Regions from separate parts of the Homo sapiens genome. Here all the other regions are linked to region 1. A link is a loop called in an ENCODE intact Hi-C map of the cell type or tissue named here. Cell type or tissue: ascending aorta. All regions are shown on one strand. Each heading gives the region's core, and the rest is flanking DNA. Links, peaks and the distances in the headings are about the cores only. Region 1 has its middle 4.8 kb from the start of HEATR1. Region 2 has its middle 13 kb from the start of ACTN2. Region 3 holds the start of ACTN2 (actinin alpha 2). Region 4 overlaps RYR2 (ryanodine receptor 2). Region 5 overlaps ACTN2 (actinin alpha 2).

Region 1 (6,618 bases), core at 772-5,771:
TCATTTTGGATAGTTTCTATTGCTATGCTTTCAACTTCACTAATATTTTCCTCTATAATATCTACTTTGCTATTCTTCTCATCTAGTGTATTTTTCATCTCATACATTATAGTTTTCTTCTATGGTAGTTCAATGTAGTTCTCTTTAAAAAAACCTTCCATGTTTCTATTTAACTTTTTGAACATGTGGAATATAGTTATACTAATTGTCTTTGTTGACTAATTCTAACACCTGTGTCAGTTCTGGGTCCGTTTCAATGGGTGCTTCTCCTCATGATGGTAGTATTTTCTTAGGTTTGTGCATGATTTGTAATTTTTTTATTGGATCCCAGACACTGGGGAATTTTACCTTGTTGGGTGTTGGATATTTTTGTATATCCTACAGATAGATATTCTTGAGCATTGTTCTAGAATGTGGCTAGGTCTTGAAAATGGCTTTATCTTTCAGGTTTTGCTTTGAGATGTATTAGGTGGGTCCAGAGCAGTGCTCAGTCTAGAGCCAATTATTCCTCACTTGTGAGGCCAGACCCTTCAGTATACTTTGCACAACACTGTGAATCATGAGATTTTCAATCTCACTGGTAGGAACAGGCTCTATTCCCAGCTCTGTGAATGTAGGTATTGCTTCCTCTAATCCTTTCAGATGGTTCTTTCCTCAGCTTTGGGTAGTGTTCCCACAAGGAAGACCTGACTAGTACTCGGCTGAATATTCTTCAGCTCAGAGGGTTGATTGTGCTTTGCCTGGGTTTCCTCCTTGGGCTGTCTGGAAACTCTCCCAAGGCAGTAAACTGGGGCACTCCTAGGCTCACCTCATTTATTTCATATCTGTGTGGGCTCACTAGTAACTTAGTTGCCTGATGATAGAGTCTTAAAAACTATTGTTTCATATATTGCATCCATTTTTTGGTTACTTCCAATGGGAGAATAAATATGATCTCTGTTATTCCATCCTGTTCAAAACCGTAATTTATTTAGGTACTCTGGATTCCATTCTTGTGTATAGATTGAGATGGATATCTATTGTTGTATTTTTATTCCACCAAAATTACTTAACTTAATTAGTGTTAATTACTTAACATTAATTAGTGAACATTTTCTTCCCTGATGGTTTTTTATTTCTTTATTTTTGAGACAGAGTCTCACTGTCACCCAGGCTGGACTGCAGTGGTACAATCTCAGCTCACTGCAATCTCCACCTCCCGGTTTCAAGCAATTCTCCTGCCTCAGCCTCCCCAGTGGCTGGGATTACAGGCGCCGGTCACCATAACCAGCTAATTTTTGTATTTTTAGTAGAGACATGGTTTTGCCATGTTGGCCAGGCTGGTCTCAAACTCCTGACATCAGGTGATCCGCCCACCTTGGTCTCCTGAAGTGCTGGGGTTACAGGCGTGAGTCACTGCACCCGGCCCTGATGGTTTTTTTATGCTTCTTTTGTGCTATATTAAATACTCACATATATTGGAGTCCATTTCTGAATTAACTATTTGGTCCTGGGGATCTATTTGTCAGTTTTTACCCTGGAACTATACTCCTTTACCTTCCGCTGCTTTGCCACATATTTTTAATATCTGATAATGCTAATATACCCTGTTATATTTTTCCATTAAATGTTTCTCCGAGAATTTTTTAAAGGTATTCTACTATACTTATCCTTTTATATATACTTTGGAATCATTTTGTCAAATTTAAAAAACCACTCTGGGATTTTTCTTGAGACTGAATTAAATATGTAAATTAACTTAGGGTTGGCAAATAAGCATTTTACACGTTAGTTTTCCTATCCAGGAACATAATATAACAATCCATCTGATATAACAATCCATCTTCTCCACTCACTCAAAAATCTTTTGTTTTAATTTTCCATAAGGTTTTATAGTTTTATTCATGAAGATCTTCTTATAAGTTTAATTTACTCTCAGGTACTCTGTGTGTGTGTGTGTGTGTGTGTGTGTGTGTGTGTGTGTGTGTGTGTTGCTATTGGAAATTGGCTCTTTTTCTGGTCAGCTTATTTTCCTACAGTTGTAGATAAATGTTGGCAGCACATTATATATGTATCTGTGTGTGTATATTTGCGCTGCCTAGTTTCCTATATTCCATACTGATTCCAGCTGTTTATAGAATGGAATCCTTGGCTTTTCTAGGTATATAATCATGTAACTAGGAAATACTGATATCTTTGTCTCTTTCTTCCAATAACCCACATAAAACTAGACTGGCTTACTGGGTCTCGAAACCAGCCACAACATAGAATTTCACTATAAAAAATACTAGTGGCTGGGCACGGTGGCTCACACCTGTAATCCTAGCACTTTGGGAGTTTGAGGCAGGCAGATCACTTGAGGTCAGGAGTTTGAGACCAGCCTGGCCAACATGGTGAAACTCCTTCTTTACTAAAAATACAAAAATTATCCTGGGGTGGTGGTGGGCACCTGTAATCCCAGCTTCTTGGGAGGCTGAGGCAGGACAATCTCTTGAACCTGGGAGGTGGAGGTTGCAGTGAGCTGAGATCATACCACTGGTGGACAAGAGTGAAACTCCATCTCAAAAGAAAAAAAGAAATACTAGTCACTCTCAAATAGAACTAAAAATAAATTGAAATTTTCACATAAGTCTTTTAAGAATACCTAAGGAAGAATCCAAACATAAAACAAAAATCTTTTTTTCTCTCTATTTCCTATCCATCTAGTATGTAATATTATCTCACACAGGGAGTTGCCCTTCTCTCCAACTTCCTCCCAAAACTCTTTCTGTCCCAAATTTCCCTTCAAAACCATCTCACATAGAACCAAGTCCTTTGTCCCTCATCTCCTCCCCAAAACTGTCCTGGATAATTCTTTGCTACCATATTTATATGATAAATATGCTGGTTTCACCTGCTGGCTTTCCCAGTTCTCTACTTCACCATTGCCCTCATCAATAAGAAGTGTCCCCAGTGGCAAATAGTCAATAGAAGCTAACTTAGAATGTGGTGAGGATGAGAGAAGAAAGGGATTCAGGCTACCCACATCTAAATTTAATGTATTTATTAAACAATGACTTTGAATGATTCTCATTAGCCAAGAATATCTAAATATTGTTAAGTCCTGTAGTTCTCTAAACAACCTTCGAAGGCATTATTTTTATGGCATTTTTATGACACATGGAAGCTTTCATGAACCAATTTTTAGATAATTGTATATAATTTTCCATTTTAAAAAGTGTGAAAACTGATACTTCCATGAGGCAACTGGGGATACCCTGAATGCCCTCTGGGGTCAGGAAAATGCTTTGGTGCCACCTGCCGGTTTCCAAAGATGTTTCAGGAACTTGCTCCTGTTGATTTCCAAATCTTTTTTTTTTTTTTTAATTCCTAGCTCCCTCCCAGTACATTTCAAAATAACCAAAAAAAAAAAAAAAAAAAAAAATTATAAATTTTTTGGTAGCAAGAGCACAAGTGCTCAAGCTTATAAAAATGCAAATAAATTTGTTTGGGATGCAATATGACGAAACACATACTTCTCAATCATTTAACTAGTCAATTTTTTTTAGCATATTGCCAAAATGTAGATTTCATATGTTGACTTTACATTGCTAATTACACACATCCTATTTCTTTTCTCGTTATTTTTCTTTCTTTCTTTCTTTTTACTTTTTGCGACTCCCTCTGGTACCCAGGCTGGAGTTCAGTGGTGCAATTTCAGCTCACTTCAACCTCTGCCTCCCAGGCTCAATTGATCCTCCCAGGCTCAACTGATCCTCCCATTTTCAGCCTCCCAGGGCGTGCTACCATGCCCGGCTAATTTTTGTGCTCATTGCAGAGGTGGAGTTTCCCCATGTTGCTCAGACTGGTCTTGAATTCCTGGGCTCAAGCGATATGCCAGCCTTGGCCTCTCAACCTGCTGGGTTTACAAGCGTGAGCCACTGAGCCCAGCAACAGATATATTTTCAAGTGGATGGTATCCCATCAGTTGTGATATATGATGTAAACACTCTACTAATAATTAAACTTTGAAGTTTGTGAAAATTTTACTTTTATTATAGTTAGAATAATTCTAAGTTATTCCTATAATAATGCTACACTTATTCACTTGAATTCTGATACACATTTCTTGAACAGGAAGGAGATACAGATACAGCTTATGCACATTTATATTCATTCATTCATTCGATAAATAAATATGTATTGTTAACCACGTTCCAGGTACTTTATTTGGTAGTTAGGATTTAGTAGTAAACACGAGAAAGTCTTCAACATCATCCTTAGATCGTGATCTCTGCATATCACAAATCATACAAAATAAATTTGCTTAAAAATGTGGGAACCTGCCTTTCAAAACCTGCCATTTAGCACTACTGTGGCATAACCTATAAACCTAAACATAGACCCTCATGATTTATGCATTTAAGTTTGTGGGAAATAGGTCTCTTGTCCCTTGTCCTGAAAGTAAAAGACAACCCTGTCTGAATACACTGAATATCCGTGGATTGTACTGTTTCCGGACGCTGCCTAAGAGCATAGGGAGAATTTGTTTTTTTGTTTGTTTTTTGTTTCGTTTTATTTTTGAGACGGAGTTTCGCTCTTGTTGCCCAGGCTGGAGTGCAAACGGCGCGATGTCGGCTCACTGCAACCTCCACCTCCCGGTTCAAGAGATTCTCCTGCCTCAGCCTCCCTAGTAGCTGGGATTACAGGCGTGCGCCACCACGCCCGGCCAATTTTTTTTTAGTAGAGTCAGGATTAGTATTATTAGTAGAGATGGGGTTTCACCATGTTGGCCAGGCTGGTCTCAAACTCCTGACCTCAGGTGAGCCGCCCGCCTCAGCCTCCAAAGTGCTGGGTTACAGGCATGAGCCACCGCACCTGGCCGGGACCCGACCAGGATGCTGAATACAGAAATGCTTAGGTAAGAGAAAAGAAAAGTTAATTTGTCACACTTTTCCTTTCAAACTACATGAACATATTTTTGCATTATAAAGTATTATATCTAAGTAGTTCCAAACATGGAATTTCTTATTTCCTTTTTTTCCCCCCAATTTATGGTTCTGGATATACTCAGGAATTAGTGTAGAATTCTCAACAATCAGATATGGTTGCTGAGGAACATTTAACAATATTAAACAATTCACATGACTCTGAAATTTGAAAATAGGTAGATACAGACATAACATGAACAAAGGGTGATACCAATTCTTTACACTGGCAACTAGGTGGACATTGAATGATACGCTTGTGAGTAATTTACTTTAATGAACAATTTCATTAAGTAATATTTACCAAAAAAACAAATACAACTTTAGATTTATTTAAATTATTTTACTTAAAATTTTGTCACTAATTAAACCCCGTCTCTACTAAAAATACAAAAATTAGCTGGGTGTGGTGGCAGGCACCTGTAATCCCAGCTACTTGAGAAGCTGAGGCAGAGGATTGCTTGAACCTGGGAGGCGGAGGTTGCAGTGAGCTGAGATCACGCCACCACACTCGAGCCTGGGCGACAGAGCAAGACTCCATCTCAAAACAAAAAAAAAATATTGTCACTAATTATACTTTACATCTTATAAGAAAGGTAAATCTTTTGAAAAAAGTGAAAAAGATTTAATGTATTGCTTTTTAATTTAATTTATATTTTTATTGAAACATTCAAACTATATGTTTGGAATATAATTAAATTTTATTTTTAATCCTTTTTGATCATTATTTCTGATAGAACACAATTACATGAAAATCTTGATCAAACAGCATACATGGTAATTTTGCTGAAATGAAGGTAAATTTTCATGGGCTAAATATATAGGAAATGTATTAACTATAGATGTCTTTATCACTCATCCAAAATAATCAGCCAATCAATAGGACACCCGGACAGGAATGATATAATTAAATGCAATCAGATTTTGCTGATTTTCATCTATGTAAAAACATTTTTATTTTGCCATTATAAATGTTTACTCACCAATATTGAGAGTTATAGCATATCCTAGTTAATAATGTGTTAAGTTAATTTATAACTTTTAAATATTTACACCTACAGCAGTGAGTCCATCTGTACTCTTTCTCAGGCTCCATAAGTCTTAGGGATGGGCTTTATGCCAACGTGCTGAAGCCAATATTATAGTGAGGGAATACAAGAAATAAACAGGTAAACAAACAGACAAATCAGGTCATTTCAAGTAGTGATAATGGCTATGAAGAAAATACCAGCTTGGTACATCTGTCCGTCAGATAAAAATATATAATTCAAGATTATTACATTTTTTTTAAAACCAAAGCTTTTTTTTAAAAAAAAATTACATTTATGAACATCTGACTTGTTTTCCTTTTTACTTTCCAAAGTAAAATTCGGCATGGCACTATACACCATCACAGCTGACATAGGAAGGACTGAGTCAAATCTTTGTAGCACTTTTTCAAGTTTCACTTAAATAAAGCTTTTAAAAAATATATAGGGTATTTTTTAAGCAAAAAAAGCAAATTATCTTATCAATGAAACAGACCTGGTGTTCATTTCTTTTAAAGTACCGAAAGCTGATTGCTTCTGTAAAGGTAAAACTCCTGTGACATGTTAGAAAGAAAAAAAAAATTCCTTTGAGAGATATGTTTGTAAGAATGAAATAGGTACTACTAGAATTTTCATGTTATTCT
Region 2 (6,618 bases), core at 773-5,772, 64 kb before region 1:
TGTACTCCAGCCTGGGTAACAGTGTGAGACTGTCTCCAAAAACAAGCAAACAAACAAATTAGAGAACTGAGGGTGGGAGATGTTATATAATATGTCCAAGGTCAAACAGCTTGTAATTTAGGAGTCATAATTTCATATCCTTTTTTCTTAAAGTTCACCAAATTGAACAATCTATGGTTCCCCGAATTCATCTTAGTTTTGGAAGAAGTGATGTAACTTCTACCTATTAGTCGCTCCAGAGAAGATGTCTAAGCACCTGTGGTCCTACTGACTCATGGGCCGAGGTGGGAGGGTTCTTCACCATAATAGCATCTATTAAGAATTATTAATTATTACAAAAGCTACATATTCCACAGCTATGTCACATTGCCTTCTTAATTTTTTTCTGGACAAACTTCTGCATGTATATATACTGTTTCTAAAAGGTGATTTCGATGCAACCTATTTGGAAAGGATTTGTAACTAATCAAAAATTGTAATTGTACCATTTGACTCAGAAATTCTGCTTTTTGAATCTACCGTACAGATCCAGACAAATGTCCATGTGTAGGGGACTGATTAATGATTATGAAACATCTCTCAATTTTGATGTTTGTGATTTAGAAATGAAAAACGAATTGTAAGATGAAATATTTGCATCTGGAAGAAAACATCCCAAACTGTTCCTATCAGAGAACTGTGGGGAATAGGTAGGGGTGGAAAGATGGGGGAACTAAACTGTGTTTATTTCATACAATTTTGTACTATTTGTTTTTCTTTTTACAATGAGTACATGTTACATTTATAATAAATGGTAGCCTTTATTACTAGCTGCGTTCTTGCCAGCTCAAAGAACACTCATTATCAACAACTGAACATCACATCTAGTAGTGCAATTTAACTTTGCATTTGATTTTTTTGTCCGCCTACAGAAGCTTCTATTGAACTTGCCATCAGTTAAGACACCTAGGTCTTTTTCACAGAGTCAGAAGACAGTATAGGTAAAATAACAAAAGATAAAATTCAATCCAATAATTGTTACTTATTGTTAAGAACAGACTTAACACAAGAAGACATCCTTGGCATTTTCAGCACTGATTCTGCATCAACCCACATTCTCTTTCCTATTGATGATGTTTACAGTTCTCTTGAGTTACCATGAAGTGCAGAGCCCCTTTAAAAAGTGAAAAAAGTACAGGTGGGTGGTATGCAAATGTGGCTGTTCAATAGTGCTTGATCTAATGCAAATGCGGCTGTTCAATAGGGCTTAACCATTTGTTTTTTATAAGTGTGCATTTATAAATGTAATGCTTTTTCCTAACCATACAAACAACCAATGTTAACAGAGTCTTGTGATCCTTTCAGAATTTTTCTATGCATATTAACTCATAACTATTATTTTTTAAAAACTTAAATAGGATTAAACTATACAAACTGTGGTACAGCTTCCTTTTTTAATGTAACACTGCATCTTGGATATCTTTCTATATCCCTGCATGGAGATCTTCATTCCTAAATGCAGTGTTGTCTCAGTAAGGTTGATTAATTTTTTTTTTTTTTTGCAACAGAGTCTCACTCTGTTGCCCAGGCTGGAGTTCAGTGGCACAATCTTGGCTCACTGCAACCTCCACCTCCCAGGTTCAAGCAATTCTTTTGCCTTAGCCTCCCAAGTGGCTGGGATTACAGGTGCGCACCACCACGCTCAGCTAATTTTTTGTATTTTTAGTAGAGATGGTGTTTCACCCTGTTGGCCAGGCTGGTCTTGAACTCCTGACCTCAAGTGATCCACCCACCTCGGCCTCCCAAAATGCTGGGATTACAGATATGAGCCACTGCACCCAGCCTGAACTTTTTTTTACCATCCACCTTTGCATGTATTTGGGAGAGATGGGGGTGAAGGGACAGCAAGGAGGGAAAGAGAGGGGGAAGGAGATAGGTCCTTTTGAAATTTCAGATGGCAAGGAGTTTCAGAAGTTTATTAGCTCAAAAATTGTGTTCCAAACATTCCACTAGCTGGAGAGCTGTTTAGATGGCTAAGTTCTTCATTTAGGGTATAGATGATTCTACAGGTTACCTGTGTATCACAGCCCAGTAAACACTTGGGCAGCAGCAACCCTGAATGCCTGGGAACCCCAGGCATTCCCAGAAGTCTCCTCCCATTTGCTCAGTCCACCCAGGTTCTAGTCCCATTTCCCTGGTTCCTGCATTCCTTGGTTTTTTACTCTATCTCCTAATGTCAACCTCAGTTATTCTCTCATTTTCTAACCATGTCTCCCACCTGACTTTACTTCCGTTCCATTTTGATAAACTTGAATCTCTAGGGCAGCAGCCCTCTCCCTGCCAGACATGCCCTTCAGGATCCACTCAAGCTAAGATAGCCCCAGGAGTGCACTCTTACTTTCCAGTGGGGATTGGGAAGTTGGAGGGCATATAGGGGTTAAGTTCACCCATTCATGAATATCCATCTGGGCCAATTGTTTGATTCAGGCAATGTCTGAGACAGACTTGATGAATCTGAGTTTGGGTTCTGAGTAGGGAGATGTAATTCGGACTTTTGAAAAATGGAAGGATATATGCACTGTTTTTAGGATGTAGGATGTTTTTAGGATGTAGGATGTTTTTAGGATGTAGGATGTTAGACGGTGAAGACCAGGGCACAGTGCTAGAAGACAATGAGGAAGTGAGAGAGGTGGGCAAAGACTTTAATTTTGACTGGAACTCAGGTGGTGGCTCGAATAATTCCTTAAGAACATCTTTAATGCCACTGGTATATTTATGGTTTCTTGGAGCATCACTGTCTGAATTTTGGATGTCTGGACTAGTATGGATTTACTAATAATAATATCTACCACATGTTAAGAGCATGATATTTGCCAAGTGTGTGCTAAATGCTTCACTAATGTTAGCTCTCACTGTCCCCAGAATCTGGAACGATGCCTGCAACATAGTAGACCATTAAAAAAAAATCACTGTGCCATCAATAAGTAAATCAGCCTACAACTAGTAAATGTTGCAGTCAAGATTCAAACATAGATCTATCTGATATCAGACTTCTGAGTCACTATAACACTGTTTCTCAAAGCAGTATTCTCAGTCTATCTCATTTTAGCTGGTTGATTCTGATCCAAGGTATTCAAGTCTCCTCTGATGCAACTCTTGTATTTAGTCTAATGATTCTCTCCAGAGACCATAAGGAAACACAAGGCAAAAGAATTTTCCAAACACGAGCTTGGGGGAAAGTAGTTTCAACTTTCGTTTTCGAATGACCCACCTCCCTGGGCCACTCCAATTTAGGAATATTCCCATGTAACAAAAGTGGAATTTTTAGAATTTTCTCCTAATCAGTTCTGGCTCAGCCAAGCAATTTGGATAAGGCAGGTCAAAAAGGAGTGATGAGTGATATATATCAATATCGTTCATTCATGTCTCTATTCAGCAAATGTTTTTTATGCTTATTCTAAGTGCTAAGCACCATGGTAGGTGCTGGTGATACCAAGAAGAAAGTAAAGTGTTCTCACCTTCAAGAAGCTCATGAGCTAATGAGGAGAGAATCACACACGAAGAGCTCTAGTGCAATCATCTAAGAGCATTAACGGGAGTGTGTGCAAATGTGAGGTTGTATAGGAAGATTGGAATGAGGTCTGACTCGATAGGGCAAGACAGGCTTTGCAGAGGAAGTGGGATTTTAGCTGATATGTGAAAGACAAGTAGAAGTTTCCCAGGTTAGTAAACCGGGGTTAGTGTTTAGAAAGAAAGAACAACACGTGCAAAGGCATGGAGCCCCTTTACAGCCCTGAGCCTGAAAGGTGGCACAATGGGGCATGGCAGGAAATAAAACTGGACACATGGGCACGTGGGCTGGTGCAAACCATGAGGAGGGGCCTTATATGCCACACTGCACCATAAAAATTGGTTCTATATGTCAGGAGGAGCTACTGGAGAATTTGCTCAGGTACACACGGTTGGATTACCATGTTAGAAAGATCATTCCAGTGGCAGAGGATAAGAGGGAGCTGGAACAATGGCAGTGGGGATGGAGTCAAGGAAATGGGCATGAAAGACATCTGGAAGGTGAAAGAAGGGGATGTTTTATTGTATTTTTTGTTTTATTATTATTATTATTTTTGAGATGGAGTCTTGCCCTGTCGCCAGGCTGGAGTGCAGTGGTATGATCATAGCTCACTGCAGGCTCGAACTCCTGGGCTCAAGCTGTCTTCCCACCTCAGTCTCCCAAGTAGCTGGGACCACAGGTGTGCACCACCACACTTGGTTAATTTTTTTATTTTTTTCTAAAGACGGGGTTTCATTATGTTGCCCAGGCTGGTCCCCAACTCCTGGACTCAAGCGATCCTCCTGCCTTGGCTTCCCAAAGTGCTGGAATTACAAAAGTTAGCCACTACACCCAGCCAAAAGATAATATTTTAATTGATTTGATGGAGGCAGAGGAAGATAGAGAAAGGAATCTAGGTTTCCTCTTAGGTTCCTGACTTGGCCAGTGGGTGGATGTACCACTCCTTGAGACAATAGAGAGAAAGGAACAGGTATAGGAGTATGCAGAAGTCATAGGGAAGATGGTGAATTCAGTTTGGGGACACGTTCAATGGTCAGACCCAACTTGTGGATCTAGGGCAAGGAGAGTGATTTGGTTGGAGGAGAGATTTGGAGGGCATCAGCCCTGGCATAGATGAAATTGCCTTTTGAGAATCTGCTACTCAGGTATGTTATATAGGTATGGTTATATAGGTATAAAGATATGTTATATAGATAAGGTTCTATGCTTGGGACAAAGCCTATTGGTAGGACAAACCTTCATCAAGATTTAAATGGAGATTTAAAAATGGTTATTATGGCCGGGTTTGAGTCCAGCCTGGGCAAGTTAGCAAGATCCCATTTCTAGAAAGAAGAAATAGCCATTGTTTATTCAAATTGTAATCAGGATGTATGGATCTACCGAATGCATCAAAAGGCTAGTTTGTTTCATTTTGGCAGAAAGCCTGAAATTTTGCCATTCTATTTTAATCTTCTTTTTCTTAATTTTGTACATTATATTGAGTAATGTGCTTTCATTATCTTTGTCTGAACATTCATACAAATACACTTGCTATCTGAAAAATCATAAAATTGTTAGAAACTTTTATTTTCTTTATCCAAGAGAAATCTCCAAGCACATCTTTCAAAGATCAATTACACTGAGTGTCTCTTTTCCAGTGCTTCATAATGGACCCTGAAGATCTAGACAGAAAAAAGTCAGGTGGTGGAGGAAGTGTAGGAAGCCCACCACTGAAGGGTTATTAAAGGTTCCTTCTGCAAGACTTGGCAATGATAAAGGGATTCGATGATGAGTTTTGTTGTCTCTTAGTCACAGAAAGTAAGCCAAGTTCCAAGTCTCCCCCGGTAATTTAGTCCTTAAGGCAACTTACCTGAAAATAATACAAGTGTTATGAGGCAAAAGGCAATACAATTTTCTCACTTGATAGGGTCCGAGAACCAGAGGACTCTCTTCTAACTATGGACAGGGTACATCTGCACTTGACATTTTATTTTAAACACTACTTTGTGCTTGGGTTAATTGTCTTTGGTCTAAAGTTCTATAGCAGCAGATGACTCATTTTTTCTCCCTCTACTCTTCTCCAATGTGAGAAATAAGGGAGATTAACTATTAGCGAGTATTAGTGATAGGGGAATCTTAGTGTTCATATCCAGGCCTCTCATTTTAAAGATAAGGATATTGAAGCTAAGAGATTAAGGAGTCTGCCCCAGCTCTAATTATCACTACTGTCTAGAGAGGCAGTGTGCTTCGTGAAAAAGAACTGATATTAGAGCCACGTGGACCCAGGTTCCAGTTCCCTAATTATGTGACTCCAGGCAGCTTTCCTTATCACTCTGAGCTTGATTTCCTTCTTTTTTTTTTTTTGAGGCGGAATTTCACTTTTGTTGCCCAGACTGGAGTACAGTGCCATGATCCTGGCTCACTACAACCTCCGCCTCCCAGGTTCAAGCGATTCTCCTGCCTCAGCCTCTTGAGTAGCTGGAATTACAGGTGCCCGCCACCACACCCAGCTAATTTTTTTGTATTTTTAGTGGAGATGGGGGTTTTGCCATGTTGGCCAGGCTGGTCTCAAACTCCTGACCTCAGGTAATCAACCCCCCTCGGCCTCCCAAAGTGCTGGGATTACTGGCATGAGCCATCACGTCCAACCGGGCTTGATTTCCATACATGTAGAAAATGAAAAACTTGGGTTAGAAAACCGCTAACGTCACTCCAAGTTCTAGCATCTGCAAGTGTTTTCTTAAGATTAGAGCCAACATAACCTGATCCCTAGTCCAGGACATTTTAAATCACACTTTACTCCCCCTCACATTATAAGTCATTGTTTATTTGGCAAAAATCTGCTAAATCCTTGCAATTTCAAATGCTTCTGTCTGCAGACCTGCAGCCTCGCCTGGGAGCTTTACACAGCAGAGCCTTGAGACCTCGCAAATCAGAACCTGCATTTTAACAAGATCATCACTGGCTTGTATGCACATTAAAGTTTGAGAAGCACAGTGTTTAAACAGTCTGTGCTGTAGTATCGATCATAACACCTTTAATTAACCAGTTAATGTTTTAAGCTTAAAAATATACATTGGAGGCATATA
Region 3 (6,618 bases), core at 1-5,000, 77 kb before region 1:
TGCAGGCATTTTTCTTCTACCCTTGAGTTGTATGAATTAAAATACTTCTTTATAGAAAATATAAATATTCCTAACCCTATTAACACACTCTTCTGTGTAACACACTCTTCCTAACACACTCTTGAAAGAGAAGGTAGACACGTTGAAACGCCTATTCGCACTCATGCTAAACCCACTATCTTCTGCATTCCCTTCTCTTATAAAACTCATTACACTTTTATAAAGTCCTTCTACAGCAAGGCTTTCCTTCCACACCACAGAGCAAGGATTACCATAGCCCATGAGACTCTCTGAACTGTAGATATAATTAGGCATCACATCCATTATAACGCCACGGACGTCATCATGTGCTACCAGCATCTGTTGACAGATCTCATACCCAGCATATCACTGAAATGGCAAGTGTGGAGAAGGCAGCCCACAATAGAAACAATGGTATTTTACCCTTGTCCGGTTCCAGCAGTTTGTCTCATGGGACATAAATAGAGGCCACTGCTCTGGCCACACTGAGCTCACAGTTCAATATTATTTTACTGACTTGAGCAGGGTCTATACCAAAAGTAGAAATAGAGAATCTTCTAGATCTCTCCTAATGTAGTTTTTGCCCCCCAAGCATGTACAACATTCAAACTATCTTAAAAAAAATTCTCACCTTAAACTTTCTAACATTATTTTGGACTGGGATCAGGAAGTATGTTATTTTTAAATAATCAACTTTACTTCAAGTGCTATGCAATTATAATAATACAGTCAACATAGGAATCCCAAACCTAAAAGAATTCGAAGCCATATATCCAAAAATACTGCAAATAAGTTAAAAGATTAAATATGGCAGAAGGGATGTCAATGTGGCCTCTGGAAACTGTCATTACCTCTATCCTGCTACTGTACTGTACTTAAAAAAAAAAAAGGCAACAGAAAGCACTGTGATTAGACCATCACTTTCAAAAATGATGGGCAGACTACCTGTCCAATTCCTTAGCTATTTTACAATTCCTCATAAGAAAGCAATTTTTAAAACAAAGACCCGGGAGTTATCTTTTTTTTTAATCCATGAAAAGTGCAGTAATCAAAATTTGGGGAAATTCTTTTAAAAAAAAACACTCACTGCTAAAAATTAAAGTCACTTTTTAACTTCGTGCTGATGGATGATGCATCAGCTGGTCCAGATGACACATTAGTAATCCTCATGCCTCGTACTTCCTTCACAATCAGTCCTTTAAACAATAGTAGACGGCTTGAAGTTTTGTTTTTTTCTATTTATTACTCCCATTTTCTAAGAAAGGTAGGGATGGTAAAAGCCTTAAGAAACTCGGGGAGAGACTGAAATGTAGCTAAATTAGAGCTTTAAAATAATAATAGTAAATGGTATTTTAGGAGAGAGGGTAGACAAGAGACATCCTGATATAAAAATAGTGCTTGGTTATTTGATAATCATCTCTCCTTCCAGCTAACGCTGTTTGCTGCGAGAGGAGTTTGGGATGTGTGTTCTCCACCATCATACCCCTATTCACCAAATACTATCGCACAATCAGCTACAGTACCCATTATACAGAGATTCCCATACACACTATGGTCACCACAGGCTATCCACCTAAAGCAGGTCCTTAGAAGGGAAATCTATCTTGCCCCACGCCCAGAAAAATAGGCGGAAAAAAGTTCAGAGCGTTTGGCTTTTGCCATAACCCCGTTATCTTAAGGTTGGGTTGGCAGGTCTCTGTTGTCATGTCTGACCCAACCAGGCTCCCTGCCTAGTCAAGTAAGAGGCGGGATTAAGCCTCCTGGTGAGCATTCCCTATTTATTCCAGCCAAGAGGATCAAGAGGAAACCTTGAAAAAGTGGAATGTTCCACTGGGCCCCCAGAGAACGCCAATCAAAATGGGGAGGGAGCTTTTAGAAGCTGGCTGACTCCTTCGTCCCTGTGTGCTTACCTCAATGAATTATAAATAGAGTGTGAAATAATTGTCACTATCGGTAAATGTCTAGTGTTCATACAACATCCCTCTCCAAGGAACCCAAAAGATTGAATAAATGACTTTCCATGACTCTAGGGGCAGCCCGGTGGAAATTGCAATGAAGCTGATGTTCTTTTGCTTCTTTCAATGGGGAAGAGAGAGGCTGGGGTAAATGGACACAAGCGGGCCAGGAGAGTATAACTCGGGGGCCAAGGTCACAGACTCAAGGGGTCAGGAGCAGACCAGAGACCCCTTCAGATCTGGTCTAACGCGGGTTGGTGTGAGGAACAGAACCACATCTGTACCTCCGATGCTGCTAGCGCGCGCGCACACACACGACGCCCAGTGTCCTGCCTGTCCCCGGACGTGTCCTCTTTCCTAAGGGGCCCCCGGGGCTGCGAGGGCACAGGACAGCACAGCACCTCCACAAAGCGCCCTCTCGCCAGTCGCCAGGCCACGCGGCCACGCGCACGGGAGCCCCGCGGGGGACCCGGCCCCACCACGCGCGGGCGGCCCGCGGGCCCCTGCTGACCTTCCTCTGCTGCTTCTCCCAGGCTGGGTCCAGGAGCAGGTCGCGGTCCCACTCCTCCTCCTGGATCATGTACTCATCCTCGTCGTACACGTAGTTGTACTGCACGCCGGGCTCTATCTGGTTCATGGCGCTCGGTTGGCCGGGGCTGCGGCGGGGCGCGAGGGGCTCGGACGCACGGGCTGACTGGCAAACGGACCCACGGAGGCGGCGGGCGGCGGGCGGCGGGCGCGGGGTGACCTTCGCGCGGCTCCTCTCGGGGCGACACGCCTGGGCGCTGGGTCTCGGGCGAAGCACCAGCTCCGGCTGCGAGCAGCTGCCGCGCGGCTTAATAGCCGCGCCGCCCGTCACGTGGCCGCCCGGCCACGCCCCCGCCGCCACCGCCCCCGGCCCCGCCCGTCGGGCCCCAGCCGCCCCGCCCCGAGCACGTGCGGGCGGACAAGGGCGCCGGGCCCCTCCACTGTCTCCCCTGCAGCCGCCGCCCAGAGGCCGCCTGCACGCCTTCCGCCGAGGCCTCCGGGAACGTGAGGGGAGCGGCCGGCCCCGAGCAGAGCCACGCCTGCCACCCACGCTCTGAGAGCGGCTGGTTAGCGGCGCGGGGTCCGTCGGTGTCCCGGGTGGGTGATCGCGAGCCAGGGGAGGGACACCTAAGAGGCTGGGTCCCTGACCACCCCAACACAGCCAAGTTTTCCAAATATCATTTGGATATTCGCGTTTTCCATATATTCCCACATATTCATTGGAGACCCCTCTTCTCTCTCTCTCATCTCTCTCTCGTGCCTCTCTTTCCGCTCATCGGTCCCTCTCTCTTGTGTCTGTCTCTCGTCTGTCTCTCTCTCATCTCTGTCCCTCTTTCTCCAGTGTCTCTCTCTCATAGATCTCTCTCATATCTCTCTCTCATCTCTGTCTCTCCTGTGTCTCTCTCACATGTCTCTCTCTCCTCTCATCTCTCTCTCTCTCTCGTGTCTCACTGTCTCTCATCTGTCTCTCGTGTCTCTCTCCTCTCCTCTTCTCTCCTCTGTCTCTCTCTCCCGTGTCTCTCTCTCTCTCGTCTCTCTCTCTCTGTCGTGTCTCTCTTTCTCTCTCTCATCTGTCTCTCTCTCCTGTGTCTCTCATACCTCTCTCATCTCTGTCTCTCTCTTCTCTCTCTCTGTTTCTCTTCCTCCCTCTCACACACACACACACATACATACATACAGGCCCCTAAGGAGTAAAGTTTAAAAGCTACAGAACCCCCCTCTTCTTTCTCTCCTCCTCACCCTCACCTGGGGAAATCAAGGCACAGGATTTGGATCCATCCTATTAAAATGTTAGGAACCAAACCAAAGGCAGGAAGTGTCAGCTCTCACCTACCGGGCATAAATTTAAGAGAGCTGACAATGAAGGGCAAGCGGCCAGCTTCGTGTTATATTTCCATGTCGCCCTGTGGGTTGCACTTAACGCCTTTTCATCCCCCTAGTGCTGGCTAGCTGTTCCCTATCAGTTATGCTGCCGCAGGAAGCAAAATGAGGACCCTTGGGACAAGTAGGCTGAAATTTTTAAATCAAATATGTATTAAGCAACTACTGTAAACCAGAGGTTGCCTTAGGCACCAGACGAGCTGATGGGATGCCTGCCTGCAATTCAGTTTATATCTCAATTGAATAAACGTTGCCCACAGATGCTACAGAATTTTTTGTGATTCAGGGCTACTAATTTGTGGACATGTTTCAAGTTGAGTTTGTCTGGATTTATCATTGTTCCTTAGAATTTTTACATCACTCACCGTTACTGTTTGGGGCTTTATGCAGAAAGATAACAATTAGCAAACAGGTTGCATTAACTTTGTTTTGTTTTGTTTTGTTTTGAGATGGAGCTTCACTCTTGTTGCCCAGGCTGGAGTGCAAGAGCACGATCTCGGCTCACCGCAACGTCCACCTCTCCGGTTCAAGCGATTCTCCTGCCTCAGCCTCCGGAGTAGCTGGGATTACAGGCATGTGCCACCACACCCGGCTAATTTTGTATTTTTAGTAGAGACGGGGTTTTTCCATGTTGGTTAGGCTGGTCTCGAACTCCCAACCTCAGGTGATCCACCTGCCTCAGCCTTCAAAAGTGGGGATTACAGGTGTGAGCCACCACGCCCCGCCACATTAACATTTTCAAAAACATTCTCACTAGGATGTAAATTCCTCAAACGCAGGGATTTTGTCTCGTCCACAGTTGTAGACCCCAGCAACTACAGGCGTGTCCACCGCACAGTGGTGCTCATTTGTTGAGAGAAGTAGTATCCCTGGAAATAGTGACTGAGCTAATTTACTTGGATTTAAATTTAAAATTTAGAGTTTATATTTTGGATTAAAATCATACTCTTGAAACAAGTGGATCAATAAATTTTACCTATTAGAAACTGGGCCGGGCACAGTGGCTCAGGCCTGTAATCCCAACACTTTGGGAGGCCGAGGTGGGTAGATCACCTGAGGTTGGGAGTTCAAGACCAGCCTGGCCAACATGATGAAACCCCATCTCTACTAAAAAAAATAAAAATAAAAAAATTAGCTGGCTGTGGTGGCATGCACCTGTAATCCCAGCTACTCAGGAGGCTGAGGCAGGAGAATCGCTTGAACTCAGGAGGTGGAGGTTGCAGTGAGCAGAAATTGCGCCACTGTACTCCAGCCTGGGCGACAAGAGCAAAATTCCATCTCAAAAAAAAATAAAAAAAGAAAGAAAGAAAAGAAAAGAAATTGGATGTACAATTACAAAAAGTGCTACATCGTTCAACTTAGTTTTCAAAAATTAACGTGGGGACTTCATGAGATGGAAAAAACAGCGCCAGATTTACCATCCTGCCTGAAACAACTAAAGCCTGGGGAAAAAAACACATAAAACAATGGTTTTCAAGACATTAGTCATCAGGCAAAGAGGGACAATGAACCCTCAGAGGCAGAAAATAAATGATGTGAGTACTGCAATTGCCCCAGCTTACAGTCTGGAGAAAACTTTCAAGATGCAATGCAACAAAGAGGTACCCAGGCACAGCTTACTGGTCTCCATAAACTGAGAGTTCAGAGAGACCAAACATTAGAATTTGCAAGGCCAATTACAGCAGAAAATGGAGCTGCAAAGAGAGAGAATCCTGGAGATTTGCTGTTCCCTGGAATCTGATCAGTGAATACATGAGAGGAAACTGCCTGAGGCCAAGGAAAGAAGGTCCCGAAAGGAATAGAAGGAATGATTCTTAAATTCATAACGGGCCAGGAATAGTTCCTGTTTCCATCAGCCAGGGTGGAAAACCTTATAATCCACAAAGCATCAGAGTACTCCAACCTGGAGGGAAATTAGCTCCTGATGAAATATTGTACTTGTCCTGCCTGCAAAACCTGAAAAGCATGACCTGAAAATCGTAATTTCCAAGTAACTTAACCATGTCCCAGATCAAAGCTCAAACATATCTATAGGAATATGAAAACATTCAACACTCAAATTTTACCCAAAGGTAAAATTTGCAATTTCTGCCACCTGTGAAATATTACCAAATTTTTCACAGGTGTGCAAAGAAGCAGGCACATATGATCCATAATGAGAACAATCCATCAATCAAAACTGACCTAGAATTGACACAGATGATAGAATTAGTAGAAAGGAACATTAAAAGAGTGATTATTGCTATATTCCATATATTTAAGAAGCTAGAGGAAAGATTGAACCTGACAAGTAGAGACAGAGGAGATATGAAAAATTTAATATCTAGAGATGAAAACTACATCTGAAATTTTAAAATACACTAAACGCGTTTGCCTATAGATACTGCATTAGAAAAGATGAGTGAACTTGAAGGCATAGCAGTAGAAAAAAATCCAGTATGAAACACACAGAGAGAAAACAGGTTTAAGAAATGAGCACGGCCAGGCGCAGTGGCTCACGCCTGTAATCCCAGCACTTTGAGAGGCCAAGGTGGGCGGATCACCTGAAGGCAGGAGTTCAAGACCAGCCTGGCCAACAGGGTGAAACCCCGTCTCTACTAAAAATACAAAAATAGCCGGGCACGGTGGTGGGCACCTGTAATCCCAGCTACTCGGGAGGCTGAGGCAGGAGAATCGCTTGAACCGGGAGGTGGAGGTTGCAGTGAGCCGAGATCGCACCACTGCACTGCAATCT
Region 4 (6,618 bases), core at 977-5,976, 780 kb before region 1:
ATTTAAGCTGCATTTTACAAAGAGGGGAAACCATTGTTTAAAGAAACTATGTCACCTACATGAGTCACACAACTGGTAAGTGGCAGAGCAGAACCCCAATCCCAGATCTGTCTGGTTCTAGAGTCCATTACCTTAACCACGAAGCTCTACAGTGTCTGTAGATACAGCCGAAAAAGCTCTAAGAAACACTTAGTCTGTCTTCCATTTAACAAATCAGGGACTGAGGATCCAAAGACTCTGGCATGGTCTCTTATAAGCTCTAACTCCAAATAAACACACCATAGCATTTAACATATCCACAACCCAATCCTTTGACTTCAATGACTAACTTCCCTGGTTCCCTACTAAACTATCACTCTGACTCTCTTGCTGACTCTTATTTCTCTGCCCACATCCTAAACATCAGCATTCTGTAGGAATCCATCCTCAGCCCCCTGCCTGATTAGGCTATTCCAGGTCTTTACAGCCTTCATAAGGCCATGCCCAATCGACAAACACATCTAATCCCAGCTCTTCCCTCTCCATCTGATGAACATATGATAGACCCCATTCCTTTAAATATCCCCCTTACACTTAGAATTTGCACCCATCCCAAGTTTTGTTAAGTTAAAGACTCAGACATCCCAATTTCCTACTGGACGTCTCATAGACTGTACTCATCTGTAACCAAAGTTTAACTCCATCTTTCATAGCAAACATGTACCATCTCCTGCAATCCTTAGCTCCAGCTGTCTTCCCCTGAGGCAGAAAAAAAGATGGCGCTGGATTAGATACCTTCTCTCACAGCCTGTGTCTAGTTCTCCCCTAAACCCATCACTTTTATCTAAATGTCTATGATGCAAGTAAACCTCTCCATTCTGATGGCATTATCTGGGCTAAGTTCTTGGATTTTGTCACACGAATTACTGCATTTCATTTCCGTGACTCAGATTCTCCCCACCTCTAATCTAAGTTCTCCTTGCCTAACAGAGTTATTATTTTAAAAGAGAACTAACTATTCCACTCTGATCCCCACATCCCTTCCTAACAACCTCAGAATAGAAGCCAGCCCACGGGAATGGCACTAAGGATCTTTCTCTTGTCTACTTTCCACCTTTTCCTCCATTTTCCCCCTAATCACTCTGGAATAATTGCTATTCCCAGAATATGCTTGACATCTCTCTAGTTCTTAAGTTTATATTTCTGTTTGAAACTAATTCCTTATCCAAGTGTCTTAAAATCTCCATTATCTTTTATACAAACCCTACTGACACCATCGACATCTTCTTCCTAAACCTACTGAAAGAGGCAGTTTTAGCTTACGGAATGTTTCCAGGGGACTTATGTCACTCTTGACCATTATCTAGGTCTGCCTGGGAACAGAGGTTAAGACCCAGTACCCAGGTCTCAGAGGGACTTTTCCTGAGATTATGCAGCTGGTTAAATGACTCTTAATTTTCTAAATGGTCCCTATGTATTTTTATTAAATTATAAAAATAAATAATTATTAACTAATAGTTACCTAAGTGTCCATGTTAATATGAAAAATGTCCACTAAAAGATTTAAAGATACATAACAAACCATCCACACAGTACCTTCTCTCACTGCAATCTCTTATTTACATATTCATCTTACTACATTCATTGATTAATTTGTAAGGTAGAGCAGTAGCAAACTATTCTAAATATTTTTATGGTTTTGTAATATTTGTGCACTTTTCTCAGTAGATTCATACTATTGTAATCTTGTCCCAGTGCCAAATAAATTAACATGAGAGAGGTATTATATCAGATTAAATATGAGAGAAAGTGATCAATTCTATCATCTGTATCAATAAATGAGAGGTCATAGCAAAGGGTCCTAAAATTGTACGCAATTTGAGAACTCTGACTTCAAAACTGAGTTTGAGATTAAACATTCTAAAAAGAAAATTAATCAAAACTAATGAGCATTTAATGAAGTTCTAAGTAGTTTAATGCAATGTGGTCACTCTTCTCACTTCGTTAATTTTGTTCAGTGTTTCTTAATATGTTTTAATTATACAAAAATTTTCAGTTCTTCTGTTGGTAGGTAATAGAAATATAACATGAGAAAAAGCTAAGAGGGGGCAACAAATGGATCACTTCAGTGAATCAATGAATGTCAGTAGCCCATCTTGTATGATGCTACTGGCCTGAATGAATAGATCCCTAGTTTTTAAAACATTACATCAAGGCAAAAGAGTGCAAGTCTCAATGCAATGAGCTCAGGTACTAACCTCCGCTGCTCTTCACCATGTTCTCCTGAAGGGACAGTGAGACACTCGTCCATGTGTCCATGCAGCAACCTGAGGACATCACCACCAATGAGATACCCTGTAAGGATAAAAAATCATTCAGGTCTGGACTGTCAGTGTCAGGTGCTGATAGCCAGACAGATCATCTGGTCCAATCTTCTACTTTCGTAAAGAAACTGAAGTCTAGTGAGTCTTAAGGACCTGGCCAAGGTCACAGAGATAGACAGTGCCTGCTGTTCCCTCTGAGTCCTGGGTGCCCGAGTCCCACAGTTAGGGATATTCCCACTAAAAGCATGACCTCAGACACATAAAATCCTCTGTTAAACATACAAACACATTTAGAATCAAATGTGAACCTATGTAAGTTGGAATAACCAGAACATATACAGATATTTCCCTAGGAAACCCTGCTCCTTTGTAAAATTCGTATTCCAGCTATAAGGCATGACCTCAGAAAATAAGAAATCTTGACATTAGTCCAACCAGGCAATACTCTGAGGTCAAAAAATTGAAGAAAACAATCCATAGGAAGCTATCACATAAAGCATACACAAATAAACTAAAGCTGACAGTAGCATAAAAATAAGGGAAGATTAATCTTCACCCAAGCTTCACTGTTAAAATAGCAGTTTAAACAAGATCCTCAAATGTCAGGTATCTGCATTACAGAATATTTAGACACAGACAAAAAGCTCTAATTAACAATCAGCTCATTATCACAATTCCAAAGATGACTGTCAACTTTGCAGCAAGGACAGGCCCTCTAATTGAAGTGGAGTTTTTACCTTGGGCTGCCTCACTTCCTGAGCTGATTGGGGCCACGCTCCAGAGAGTCTGCTGGAAAGCGGCATCCACGTGTAAGCTGCCGTTGCCATAAGACAAGTGCTGTATCAAGAGGCAAAAGGAGGCATCACTTCAGGCTCTGGTAAGCTGTAACATGTAAGTGCTTCTAGGAATGCAAACTTAACGTTGCTGATTTGGTTATGTTCATAGAGAACATCTGTTTCAACCTGTCATTCAAGAATCAAAAAACTAGTCAGAAGAAAAGAAGTTCCTCTCTGAATTTACGGATTTTTAAACTTCATTCTAACAGTTACTGACTTAAGTCAATAATCAAAATATGCATAAATGAATACACTAAATAAGTTTATTTGTAACAAGATACTATTTTTGTTTTAACGATGGTTGATGAACAAAATGAGCACTTAAAATTATAATTAGGTTTTCTACATATCACACTCTGACAGCTTTTTGATGATGAAGTAAGTGAAATCTATTGGACCAAGTTTATGGAGTCTTCATTTTATGAAGTCCTTAGGCGTCTTATGGGGTCTTTTATGGAGTCCTTCAGGAACTGTTATCTGCAATTTGATGCAAAAGCCATTAGATGGCGATATTTCCTAACAGCTATCTAAAACCAAGCTACATTTCTTCCGAAATTCAGATACTAGCACATTTCAGATTTTCCTTCCTAAAAATAGAAACACATTAAAATAAAACATACTTAATATCTTTTAGAGCCATAAGACTGAATTATCAAATGTTAACTAAGAAAAACAAAATTACTTGCTTATTTTACTCATCATAACTTGGCTGCCTCTAGAATTTCAAACATACATAGAGCAACCACCTGTTTTCGTGGAGTCTTCTCAGTAAACATCGCCAATATCCCTGCAATGTTTCTGCAATGCTTTGCCAATGCTGATGACAGCCTAAGTTTTCACAGACTTTAATCAGACCAGAAATTTCCCAGAAATCTTGACCATCTTATTTAGATGATCAGTCACGCCTAAAGTAGTCACCTTAGGTGTACTCCACAGGCCTTTTAAACATCCTACGGGTCTCTTTAACATAAAGATACTATTCTCAAGTCACCATCAAGAAGAGGTCGTTCACTCTCTTTCTCTTAAAAATAAAACCAAAGAAACTTTAAACATTGTGATATGTACACAGTGTTTATCAGTCATTTTTCCAATGAATAAGATTGAAAGTTTACCAGTTGATACATAAGACTTGGCAATAATTTGCTCTTATTCCTCTCCTCAACCTCAACTAGCTGCCTGCTTTTGTACAATTTCTTCTTTACTTCAATCTGTCATTCTTACAGTCTTAGCTGTAATCCCAGCTAAGATTCCTTTATTGACTCAATTTCTTCTCCAGTATGTTAAAACTGTTTAATTGTTTACAAATAAATCATATCCCATCTGCTTTAACAAACAAGCAGAATATATTTCCCTTCAAAGCAATTATCACACAGTGAAATTCTTGGGCTTATTTTCTTTTTCCCTTTTAGAAGCTACCTGACACAGGTTCACAGCTGTGTTCCTAGCATCTGGCAATGTTATCCAGTAAACACGTATGTGGAGAAGCTAACAAAAATCATAAAATCAAAGTATCATAAACATAAAAACACACATTTTAAGCTGTTCCATAAATACTCGTATTTCAATAACCTAGTGTAAAAAAAAGCACGTGCACAGGCACACACACATACAAATCCATGTGAATGACACCGATTTTAACCAAACTCTGAAAATAATTCAAAATACCCGTGCTCATATCTGTGTCCAAGTGAAAGCTCATGTAATATTATGATAAGTAGATTACCATCATTTGTTAATTCATCATGGGTTCACTGAATGTACTATGTATATTAATAGTACACATTCTCCACCCCAAGGGTGCTTGTAATCTCATAGAGTAAAATACATACACAAAATGCTGTACCTCAGTATATAAACATATCACATGTGATATTTTGATACATGCATACAATGTGCAGTGATCATATCAGGGTAATTGAGATATCTATCACCTCAAACATTACACACAACACTTTTTATATACTGAGGTACAGCATTTTGTGTATTTTGTGTATGTATATGCATATGTAAAATATATACATATTTATGGGCTACATGTGATATTTTGTACCAATAAAATAAATTATGTACCAATTAAATTAAAAAATAAATACGGCCGGGCATGGTGGCTCACGCCTGTAATCACAGCACTATGGGAGACTGAGGCAGGTGGATCACGAGGTCAGGAGATTGAGACCATCCTGGCTAACATGGTGAAACCCTGTCTCTACTAAAAATACAAAAAATTAGCCAGGCATGGTGGCAGGCACTTGTAATCCCAGTTACTCAGGAGGCTGAGGCAGGAAAATGGTGTGAACCCGGGAGGCAGAGCTTGCAGTGAGCCGAGATCACGCCACTGCACTGCAGCCTGGGCGAAAAGAGCGAGACTACTTCTCAAAAAAAAATAAAATAATAAATAAATAAATGGATATGGAAGGTAGGAAAAAGCCTTTAAAAATGCTGTGTAAATCATAATCAACGTGCTACAGGAATTGTAAGGAGAGAACACTGCAGACAACAAAATGAGAGCAGAGTTTCTCATGGGTTGGGGGCTTTGAGGGAGCCAGTAGGATCACTTGGCCTGTGTCTCACATTTATATATTTGCTGTCCCCAAACAAGTGTCTACATACATTGGATTTGAGTATGTAGATTAGTAATGTGAATGCGCTATGTGCAAATATTTAAAACATACCAAAAATTTTTGTAAACCATTTGGGGATTTTTATTTTTAACATACCAGAAACCTTGCTATCAGAAGTGGGCTGGGCCCCCTGGCCCTCTAAGAAGTTCTGAGAAGGGGAATGTGTGATAAGGGGAATGTGTTGAAGACAAGAGCGTGAGCACAAAGGTGGAGATACGGGGACATACATTACAGCCGAGAGCTTTGTCTTTGGGGCTGACAGCACATGCTAAGAGGTGGAATGACTGATAGGTCCACAGACAAAGGCTGGCGCCAAACCAACGACCTTGATTTTAGGTAATAAGGAGTTTACAGCAGTAATAAAATAGGTGACGGAGTTAAAAAGGCAATTTCCAAATCATATCTATGCCTGAAGATAAATAATAAATATGAGAGAACCATAAGCATATGAAAATTTCAGTCTGTGGGAAAAGGTCCCAAATATGTCCTTAAGATCATATTACAGTCATATAAAGTTCTCTAAATAAGGTCTACTCTTCTGAAGAAAATATTCTAATTTGAATGCTTCCAATTTTGCTGCTTAAACAGCAAAGGGAAGTCTGGGTAAAAACTACATCACGTCAGGCTTGTGGTATGCAATATTCAGAAAGCAACAACAGTTTCAGTTACTGAAACTGAGATGAATTATCCTTAAAGCAAAAACAGACACTGGCAGAGGATGAAAGCCAAGTCGGCCTTAGGCTGAAATATGTAACCACTGCAGGATTTACACAAAAATATAGTAGCACCAGTCCACCAGCAGCAGTACAAGGGCTTTGGGCACCAATCTCTGGGCACCCGGGTCTCACTTTGATCCCA
Region 5 (5,000 bases), core at 1-5,000, 110 kb before region 1:
GATTCCACCCCCATGAATGAAACAGTGCTGCCGAGGTCTTTTCCTATACACATACAAAATTTATAAGAACCCACTTACATGTCTCTCATTCAATCATGTAAGTGACTGTTGGACTTTAAAACATCTTGCTCAAATTTTAATTCACAAGCTCAATTTACAGATTATACAATTAGACTTTTAACCATGTCTTTTACCTTCAACCGAAATATCCTGAATAGCAAAGCGAAGGATGATGGTCCAGATCATACCCAGGGTCATTTTCACGTTGCCATCAACAATTTCTGCAGGTAAGAAAACAACAAATTAATGTAAAGATAACATAGTCTGTACGTAACTTTTTTCCTATATATAAATGTTGACTTCAGAGCTATTGGAAAATGTGCATATGGATGGAAAGACCAGTTTATGTTTTTATAAGCACCGCAGTATGTCTGGTTATAAATACAGTATTCATAACCAAATGTCTCTAGTTTAAATAAATTCTAAGTTAATAATAAGCACAAATCTTGCATATGTATTATCAGTGAAAACCACCCGGGAGTTTCCAAAGTTTTAAGATGTAATAGCTAAGGTTTTTTTTTTTTTTTGAGATGGAGTCTCACTCTGTCGCCCAGGCCGCAGTGCAGTGACACAACCGTGGCTCACTGCAACCTCCGCCTCCTGGGATCAAGCAATTCTCCTGCCTCAACCTCCTGAGTAGCTGGGACTACAAGGACTACAGGCATGCGCCACCACACCCAGCTAATTTTTTGTAAATTTAGTAGAGATGGGGTTTCACCACGTTGGCCAGGCTGGTCTTGAACTCCTCACCTCAGGTGATCTACCCGCCTCAGCCTCTCAAAGTGCTGGGATGAGCATGAGCCACTGTGCCCAGCCATGAGCTAAAGTTTTAAATAATCAAATAAAGAGAACACAGTCTCATCTTTACCCTGACCCTTCTTACGGCATTCCGCAGCTGACAAGTAGCAGGACTCAGTTGTGCATACAGAGATATGGGTGGAAATCTCAGCTCCCGCTGACCTCACCAAATTCCCAGTCTCCCATAGAGAACAAAGAGGCCACTTCCTTCCTATTAGTTAGTTCTTATTAAGAGTCATTGGGATGTGTAAGTTCTTTCTCAGTCCTTTAAGTCTTCTGAAGATGACAGCATTATATTTAATTCTATGCTTTACAAAGAACCTAGAGCTTGGTCTCCCACTCATGGTACCATTTGTTCTTATCTTTGTGCACCGAGCGCCCTAAGAGAGAGCCTGATACAAGGCAGGTACAGTAAATGGTGAAAGGGAGGGAAGAAGGGGAGAATTCAAGTCGCAGCCCACACCTACGCTATTAGGTCAGTGTGGCAGACAGGACCACCCACCACACCTCTCACCTTCAGCGCCAATGGACACCAGTTTCACCCCTTTGCTGGCTATGTAATCCAAAGCTTTGTTGACATTAGCAATTTTGTGGAACCGCATTTTTCCCCGGTCAGGTTTGGGCAGCCTTTCCCCTGTTGGATGAAAAGAGAATCATGCAGACATAGAGACAGTGACCTCTTGATGCGGAATCAAGATGCCAAAACTAAGCATCCATCTTTTCCTTAAAAAGAGAAGGTTACATGACTATTTCTGATGTGTGCCTGGTCTCTCTAAATCACAGCAATGAGGGAACACTAACCCAGAAACTTTCAGAATCAAATGGACCAGCAGGGAGCCATACTATGAAGGACACATGCTTTTCAGATCTGCAGGGAGAGTCTGGTTTGGCCCATGATCCAACTTACAAATGAGTAAAAAGAGAAGCTGGTTAGAGTCCCTGGAGTATTCAGAGTTGCTGGCTAACGGTTAGAGGAAGTCAGGATGGCCAGTTAAAATCACAGAGGTGGCTGCCAGGGCTCGTTCGACACCTGATTATGAAGACAGATGGATCAGGGCAGATCTGCCATAATCCTTCCCAGTCACACTTCTCCAAAGGTGATCCATTCTCTAGTCCAAAGTCTAAATCAGCCAACTGAAATTCAGGACAAATCATAGCCCCACTGGGATTTTAGCTTATATGTTCAGAGTTCTGCCAACATGTACAGTAGATTTTTGGATACAAGATGATTTCTGGAATACACTCTAGCTGGACGAAGAGTAGAAAGGGCAGCATGGAGGGAGTCGTGTGAAGTCATTTTTTCTTCTCTTATTTTGTTTCAAGCTTGGTGGTATAAACATTATTTTAATAAGTGATTTTTAAAGAGAATTCACTCCTTTTTTTAGAACGGAAAAATAACTCCAGGCAGATTGTTCTTTGGAAAGGTTTTCTTTGGCAATAATACCATGTTCTTGCCCAGCCAAGTTCAAAGCGAACTTCTGATGTAGTCATCTTTAAATAGATGCTCACCTACTGATAACACATGAAAGCATAGGATGGGATATATAACACCAACCTGAGATGACTTCCAAAAGCAGCATGAGCTTAAGGCCATTCCTGAAGTCTTCCTCGATGTTCTCAATCTGGGTGCCGGCTTTCCTTAGGTGGGAGTTACACCAGGCAGTGAAGGTCTGCAAAGAAAACCAAACACGGTTTAGCACAGGTCCATCGGATTTCAGATCCCTTCCTCACAGACGACACTTGACACCTTACACGTTCTTGGGAATCTACAAGGCTGGGGCTGCTTGGGCTTCTAGAGGATGCAGAATTTGATGGAAAGAAGAACTGGAAACCCAAAAGAACGATTTTAGTAAATTTTCCACTTTAGAGATAAAGACTCTCTTATTGGATATTCCAACCTGAAGAATTTTTGCCTTCCATTTAAAAAGACACCACATTTATACCTGTATCTTCACCTTTTGAAACCCTTTTACTTTGTAGAAAAGATAGATTAAATTAAGATGTGCTTATTTCTTGCTCACAAATATGCAAAATATGCTTGCTTGCAGCAGAATAGATGAATAAATAACAGTGTTTTGTTTTGTTTTGGAGACAGGGTCATCCAGCTCTGTCACCCAGGCTGGAGAACAGTGGTGTGATCATGGCTCACTGCAGCCTCAACCTCCCAGGCTCAACTGATCCTCCTGCCTCAGCCCCCTAAGTAGCTGGGACTATAGGCATGCACGACCACACCTAGCTAATTTTTTTTTAGAGATGGGGTCTTGCTATGTTGCCCAGGCTGGTCTCAAACTCCTAGACTCAAGCAATCCTCTTGCCTCAGCCTCCCAAAGTGCTGGGATTACAGGCATGAGCCACCATGCCCAGTCTAAATAATGTTTGAAGAATGTTCAAAGGCCAGGTGTGATGACTCACACCTGTAATCCCAGCACTTTGGGAGGCTGAGGCAGGGCAGATCACTTGAGGTCAGGAGTTCGAGACCAGCCTGACCAACATGGTAAAACCCCGTCTCTACTAAAAATACAAAAATTAGCTGGGTGTGGTAACGTGTGCCTGTAGTCCCAGCTACTCAAGAGGCTCAGGCAGGGAAGTAGCTTGAAACCAGGAGGCGGAGGTTGCAGCAAGCCAAGATCATACTACTGCACTCCAGTCTGGGTGACAGAGTGAGACTCTGTCTCAAAAAAAAAAAAAAAAATGTTCAAAATGTGTTGCTTTAGAGGAGAGGGTGGGTGATATTGTGTAGCAGAAAGAAGAGAGAAGGGACCCATAACCAGTGATAACCTAGAACTAGTTTATCTCGGGTGAACAACAGTTTTAAGCTACTAATTAAATCAATTAAACAAATTTGCAGTATAGTCTATCATTGAAAAAATAATAACAATAACCTCCTACAAGCATATTCCAAGCACTGGACTACATCCTGGATCTCAAAGGTGACTATATTCAACCCTGCCTTTGGAAGGGATCACAGTCCAGTCATATTAACAAATTACTAGGGCAAATCTTCGGCTGAAAATGGACCATATATTAAGTGACATCTAAAGTTATTCTGTTTATTTTTCCAGCTTCTTTTAACTTGGCTTCCACTTGTGCCCTATTTCCTGCCAAAACCAGATTAGAAATGTTTCTGGCAGCTGCTGGCTAAGCATGCAAAATGTCCCCTCATCCCACAACAGCTGCTGGGCTTGAGAACAAAGTGCCTGGCACATCAAACTGGGGAGTAGGGGACACACAAACAGGGTTTGTGTTCAAGATGAAAACTTCAACCTATCAAAAACAGGCTGCTTCTAAGTCAGACTACAGAAAGACAAAGTGTCCATAAAAATGATTTTCCTGGGTGATAAAGAGGATTTTCAAATCTGACTAATAGTTTCTCCTTTCAAGAAGGAGGTGACAGCATTTAATTCAAGGACCAAAAAAAAAAAAAAAAAGAAGAAGAAGGGATTTTTTGGATTTACAGTAATAAATTTTACCCTGAGAGCCTAAACTAACAATTATGTCTAAGCTTTAGTCAGGTCTAAACAGAAAAGATACTCTAAGCCATCCACTTTATTTATTTTTATTTTTTATTTTTATTTTTTGAGACGGAGTCTTGCTTCCAGGCTGGAGTGCAGTGGCATGATCTCAGCTCACCGCAATCTCCGCCTCCCGAGTTCAAGTGATTCTCCCGCCTCAACCACCCTAGTAGCTAGGAATACAGGTGCCTGCCACCACACCTAGCTGATTTTTGTATTTTTAGTAGAGACGGGGTTTTGCCATGTTGGCCAGACTGGTCTTAAACTCCTGACTTCAGGTGATCCATCTGCCTCGGCCTCTCAAAGTGCTGGGATTACAGGCATGAGCCACCACACTCGGTCTTAAGCCATATACTTTAGATCTATACCCAATCAGTGTGGTAGCTCCTAGCCAGAAGTAGCCACTTAAACTTAGACTAATTAAAATAAAATTTAAAAATTAGCTCCTCAGTTGCACAAGTCATGTTTTAAGTGATCAAAAGCCACATATGGCTAGTAGTATTGGATGGTGCAAATATACAACATTCCTATCATCACAGAAAATTCTACTGGACAACACTATAGATAATTAAGTTTTGTTTTTTGAAGGTAAGATTATGATAAGAATTCATTACTTATTTTTTAACATAT

Evidence for each region. A loop is a pair of places that touch in the nucleus more often than their neighbours do. Peaks named below come from ENCODE experiments on the same cell type or tissue, not always from the same donor. Only the 100,000 strongest peaks of a DNase experiment are listed, where the experiment ranks them.
Region 2: a loop joins it to region 1, with 2.3 times the contacts of the local background. A loop is called at or near these places in 23 of 110 quality-filtered maps.
Region 3: a loop joins it to region 1, with 2.9 times the contacts of the local background. A loop is called at or near these places in 24 of 110 quality-filtered maps.
Region 4: it touches region 1 in a loop (2.6-fold over the local background); 21 of 110 quality-filtered maps call a loop at or near these places.
Region 5: a loop joins it to region 1, with 3 times the contacts of the local background. A loop is called at or near these places in 3 of 110 quality-filtered maps.

Annotation. Positions count from the first base shown.
Region 1 is chr1:236,605,981-236,612,598 of GRCh38, reverse strand. No RefSeq gene overlaps it. Among named protein-coding and RNA genes, the nearest start is that of HEATR1, 4.8 kb to the right of the region's middle. In ascending aorta, for the core only: a CTCF peak has its summit at 3,257 (motif pointing left); a DNase peak (open chromatin) is centred at 3,258.
Region 2 is chr1:236,669,967-236,676,584 of GRCh38, reverse strand. No RefSeq gene overlaps it. Among named protein-coding and RNA genes, the nearest start is that of ACTN2, 13 kb to the left of the region's middle. In ascending aorta, for the core only: no CTCF peak of the experiment used is centred there; a DNase peak (open chromatin) is centred at 3,247; H3K4me3 peaks cover 1,173 bases; H3K27ac peaks cover 2,222 bases.
Region 3 is chr1:236,682,669-236,689,286 of GRCh38, reverse strand. ACTN2 (actinin alpha 2) reads right to left here and starts at 2,788. Exons shown (of 21, transcript NM_001103.4): 1 at 2,488-2,788. The coding sequence starts at 2,613. RefSeq lists an enhancer at 1-1,204 and a silencer at 2,843-2,932. In ascending aorta, for the core only: no CTCF peak of the experiment used is centred there; DNase peaks (open chromatin) are centred at 1,806, 2,216, 2,636 and 2,926; H3K4me3 peaks cover 3,410 bases; H3K27ac peaks cover 3,321 bases.
Region 4 is chr1:237,383,803-237,390,420 of GRCh38, reverse strand. It overlaps RYR2 (ryanodine receptor 2), which reads right to left. Exons shown (of 105, transcript NM_001035.3): 9 at 3,041-3,140; 10 at 2,238-2,334. Among named protein-coding and RNA genes, the nearest start is that of MIR4428, 84 kb to the left of the region's middle. In ascending aorta, for the core only: a CTCF peak has its summit at 3,634 (motif pointing right); no DNase peak of the experiment used is centred there; H3K27ac peaks cover 817 bases.
Region 5 is chr1:236,715,386-236,720,385 of GRCh38, reverse strand. It overlaps ACTN2 (actinin alpha 2), which reads right to left. Exons shown (of 21, transcript NM_001103.4): 2 at 2,414-2,528; 3 at 1,373-1,492; 4 at 195-281. Among named protein-coding and RNA genes, the nearest start is that of ACTN2, 31 kb to the right of the region's middle. In ascending aorta, for the core only: no CTCF peak of the experiment used is centred there; no DNase peak of the experiment used is centred there; H3K4me3 peaks cover 532 bases; H3K27ac peaks cover 3,398 bases.